Linked DNA regions of Homo sapiens: region 1 is linked to region 2. Evidence: read pairs that join two places in POLR2A ChIA-PET (ENCODE). Cell type or tissue: Panc1. All regions are shown on one strand.

Evidence for each region. Peaks named below come from ENCODE experiments on the same cell type or tissue, not always from the same donor. Only the 100,000 strongest peaks of a DNase experiment are listed, where the experiment ranks them.
Region 1: POLR2A ChIA-PET joins it to region 2 with 8 read pairs; 8 of 35 experiments call an interaction of 5 or more read pairs at or near these places.

Annotation. Positions count from the first base shown.
Region 1 is chr10:93,696,003-93,698,502 of GRCh38, forward strand. It overlaps FRA10AC1 (FRA10A associated CGG repeat 1), which reads right to left. Exons shown (of 14, transcript NM_145246.5): 3 at 2,299-2,394; 4 at 2,134-2,179. Among named protein-coding and RNA genes, the nearest start is that of FRA10AC1, 5.3 kb to the right of the region's middle. In Panc1, a CTCF peak has its summit at 1,429; no DNase peak of the experiment used is centred here.
Region 2 is chr10:93,499,631-93,502,130 of GRCh38, forward strand. CEP55 (centrosomal protein 55) reads left to right here. Exons shown (of 9, transcript NM_018131.5): 2 at 410-604. The coding sequence starts at 422. Among named protein-coding and RNA genes, the nearest start is that of CEP55, 4.3 kb to the left of the region's middle. In Panc1, no CTCF peak of the experiment used is centred here; no DNase peak of the experiment used is centred here; H3K27ac peaks cover 1,297 bases.

The sequences.
Region 1 (2,500 bases), 200 kb after region 2:
ATTTTATGTACAAGAACAGGTGGTGGGTGTAACTTTTGCTTCCGGGAAGATGGAGTAGGCAAAGATGTACTTCTCCCTATTCCTCATACTAATAACAACTAAAATCCTTATACATTATATATCAAACATAAAAAGACTCTAAAAGGTGGAAGGAAGAAGGCGCCCCGCTAGGGACCTCCTGAAGACCTATGGTATGACATGATAGCGAGTTCCCTAGGTTTTCTTTTTGTCTCATGTATCCTAGAATTGGAGGTAAAGAAGGTGACAACCCGGAAACACCAACAGGCACGGACTAAAAAATCGTCAACAAAAGCTGTTCTCTCTAACCAAATGACCAAGAGTCAGCCTAGCAAGACAACTTTGAGACAATAACTACTCTACTCTTGTCAAACAACCCAGAGAAAACTGTGGTTCCCAGTCAGAATCGCAATTATTAAAAAGTCAGGAAACAACAGATGCTAGCAAGGCTGTGGAGAAATACGAACACTTTTACACTGTTGGTGGGAATGTAAAATGGTTCAACCATTATTGAAGACAATGTGGCAATTCCTCAAGGACCTAGAACCAGAAATAACATCTGATCCAGCAATCCCATTACTGGGTATATACCAAAAGGAATATAAATCATTCTATTATAAAGATACATGCACATGTATGTTTATTGCAGCACTATTCACAATAGCAAAGACATGGAACCAATCCAAATGTCCATCAATGATAGACCAGATAAAGAAAATGTGGTACATATACACCATGGAATACTATGCAACCACAAAAAGGAATGAGATCATGTCCTTTGCAGGGACATGGATGAAGCTGGAAGCCACCATCCTCAGCAAACTAACACAGGAACAGAAAACCAAACACCACATGTTGTCACCCATAAATGGGAGCTGAACAATGAGAACACATGGACACAGGGAGGGGAACATCACACACTGGAGCCGGTGGGCGGGGAAGGGTGAGGGTGATGGGTTGATAGGTGCAGCAAACCACCATGGTACATGTATACCCTATGTAACAATCCTGCACGTTCTGCACATGTATCCCAGAATTTAAAGTAATAAAATAAAATAAAGAAAAATAAAATAAAATAAATCCTCACACACAAAACAAAAAACAAACAAACAAAAAAAACTGTGGCTCCAACTCCTCCTATGCCAGAAAAAAGAGTACCCATACTTTCACTCTCACCAGGCTATAACTAGGTGCCCCCAATGCAGTAGGTGTCAGAGAAGGCAGAGCAAATGTTTAAATGCTAAAGGAACAAATGGCAGATGAGATCCATGGAAAAGCTAGCTATTGGGTTAGGAGATAAGAAGAATAAATCAATTAGTGACACAATGGTACTTCTATAACTTAAAAGAAAAATATTGGAATAGCACAGTGAAACAGATGATTACAGGTAGGGGGCGTATCAAATTGACACTGTCTCCTTCTCCCAATTCTGATCACAGCAATAAATACCCAAAAATACTTCAGTTTTTGCTTGGTATCTCTTAAATTCTCCAATATTCTCAACAGCAGTATGGATGGCCAGCGTAGCAGTTAGTGTCATCAGCCAGTCTTATTAAAAAACTGAGTTGACAAATGGCTATAACCAGGAAGCAGGGTTTATCTTAAAGATAGCTTTAAGTCATGCCTAAAAATTAAAGCCATGGCAGGCCTGAGGACAGTCCACAGGCAGGCCTCATTTTATTTTTATTTTTTCCTTAGATCCAGGGACAGACTGGATAGACCTAATTTTAAATACAAGTTTTATAGAGACCTTAAATAGCAAAGAACCAGGTAGGAAGAGAATAAATTAAAATGAGACTAAAGATAAGTATAGGAAAAGGAAATGTTGAAAGCTTGAAAAAACAATTTGGAAAATATATTTGCAGATTCATGTACTTTATAAACCTATTTATAGAGTACTAGTAATATGTTTTATTATTTTTGTCTCTAAATCTTTCCTATATATTAGTAAAAGAGAATTGTACCCAAAAGTATAAATGGCAAAATCCTACATCACTAAATACTTATCTTTAAAAATAAAAAAGCCTATTTGACTTCACAAGATTTTATAAAACAAAAAAGCAGATTTTAAAATATTCTACTAGTTATAAAAATCTGGAAATAAAAAAAGGATACAGCATCCATAGCTATGAGATGAAACCTTCTATTTCTTGCTTCTTCCCTGTTAAAACAAATTTTTTTAAGAAAATTCAAAATGTTTATATTCAAATTAACATAATCAAATCCCCTAATCCGAAGCAACTTAAACCAAGAAATAGAATTGACACTGAAATACCATACCTATCCAGCAATTCTGCTGCAACTTGTTTATGGGCCACCTTTCCATGTTTTTCTTTCTGAAATGGTTTTTGGAGCAGTAAGTCATCTTCAACTGTCCTGATATATTAAGAAGAAAATAAGAGTTCACTTTTTTCAAAGGTTATTTTCTAATTCTTTATATTTTCATAACTGGAATATACTTTAAAGAATGTAAGTCTTAACT
Region 2 (2,500 bases):
CCTGCCTCAGCCTCCCCAGCATCTGGGATTACAGGCACCTGCCACCACGCCTGGCTAAGTTTTGTAGTTTTAGTAGAGATGGAGTTTCACCATGTTGGCCAGACTGGTCTCGAACTCCTGACCTCATGATCCACCCATCTTGACCTCCCAAAGTGCTGGGGCTACAGGCGTGAGCCACCGTACCCAGCCCAAGTTGACATATTTTAGAAGGTGAATACTCCCATTTATCTACCACTGAGATTAAAAAAAAAAGTTACAATACCCCAGAAGCCTCCATCCATCTTTCTCCATACCCTGCTGGTTTGGATATATCATTTCTATTTAGAGCAGATAGGTTATTAGACCTGTTTCAAACTTGAGATTTAAATTTTTAAACTCAGAATTATACAGTTGATTTTTATTTTTACAGACCATTTCAGAGATGTCTTCCAGAAGTACCAAAGATTTAATTAAAAGTAAGTGGGGATCGAAGCCTAGTAACTCCAAATCCGAAACTACATTAGAAAAATTAAAGGGAGAAATTGCACACTTAAAGACATCAGTGGATGAAATCACAAGTGGGAAAGGAAAGCTGACTGATAAAGAGAGACACAGACTTTTGGAGGTAAATGGTCTTCTGATCCTTTAAATTGTAAGCTCTCCAAGAAAGCGATGCATGAAGATTTCCTGATGCTACCTTCTTACTCTTGCCGTGTTCCCTGTCTTGTCCAGTTGATTAGTTTTGGAAAGCTGACATTGGGTTTAGAATCTTAAATTCCTACTTTGACTTTGCCAAGTCTTAGATGTACTTTAGTCATTACTAACTTCTCACCTTTTAAATGTAATTGAGTATGTGTTTTGAGGTTACCAGGTACTAAGTTTGTTCTGGAAATAAAGACATTGCGATTAATAGTTTTGCACCTTTAACATGGTCTGTTTCACCTTTAGTATGCTCTGTTTCTCAGTTATTTAAAACAAAGTAATAACCTAATTCATCATTCTTCCTATAGCTTCTTGGTAATTTAGCTTAACTACATGAATATTCTTGATAACTTTTGTTATGCTGTATTTAAGATTGTGAAACATTCTGGCTAACTATTTTCGCTATTTTTAAATTGATAGCATAACTTAGAAGCATTCGATTTTCCATACTTTTTTTTTTTTTTTGAGACTGGGTCTCAACTCTGTTGCCCAGGCTGGAGTACAGTGGCTTGATCATAACTCACTGCAGCCTCAAACTCTGGGCCTCAGGCAATCCTCCTGCCTGGGCCTCCCAAAGTGCTGGAATTCCAGGTGTGAACCGCTATGCCTGGCCATTCCATGCTTTTTTGGAGTACTAAATTACTCGTTGATGTACTTTAAGGATACTGTGCTGGGCTTATATCTCTTTTTTACTGTGGGAGAGGAGAAAATATTTACCCAATAGTTATATAATCTGGTTTTCCTGTTAATTTACTAAATGTAAAAAATCAGATCTGTCCATTTCAGAGTATTAAATAGTGTTCAGATTTCCTTATTTAAAACATATTTTATCATGCATATTGGCTGCTATCCAAGTAATTCTGGTTTTCAGGCTTTTGAAGGAAAAATTATTAGACATGTTGGCATTTACACTCTGTTCAACTATATTTCGGATTCCCTAATTTATAATTTGTTATGGCATAGACAGTAAGGAAGTTAGGAACTTATTAGAACTAGAGGGACTTAAAAATGTAATCATAAATATAATCACAAATTTGGATTTAATTATTTTGCAAAAGTGCTTTTATTGTTTGTATTTAGAAAATAAATGGTTAAGGCCGGGCACGGTGGCTCATGCCTATAATCCCAGCACTTTGGGAGGCTGAGACAGGTGGATCACCTGAGGTCAGGAGTTCAAGACCAGCCTGGCCAATATGGCGAAACAAAAATTAGCCGGATGTGTTGGTGTGCACCTGTAATCCCAACTACTCGGGAAGCTGAGGCAGGAGAATCGCATGAACCCAGGAGACAGGTTGCAGTGAGCCAAGATCGCACCACTGCACTCCAGCCTGGGTGACAGAGCAAGACTTCTGTCTCAAAAAAAAAATAAATAAATAAAATAAAATAAATGGTTAAACAGTATACCATTTGATTTATTTAAATTCTCTAAACAGGCACATAATGAAACTGATTTATTTTTTGTAACAACATACATTGAGGTAAATGCTTTTTCAAGCACTTAGAGAACAGTCATCACCAGTCCACAGATATGAAGGTTATTTTGCAATCTGGTAAAGGAATCTTATTGCTTCCCTGAGAGATAGCTTTCCATTTCATTCCACTTTTTGAGAAGCACTGGATATTTTGTTCCTTTATAATCAATTAAACTTCCTATAACTTCTACCCATTTGTTCTAATTGTGCCTATTAAAGTTACACAGAACAAGTCTTATTTTTCCTATGCAAACTGACAATTTATTAGATATGTAAGGAAATTTTGCTTCCTCTTAACTTTTCTGCAGACCAAGCTCATATTCTTCAGCTTTTCTGGCTTCTTATCA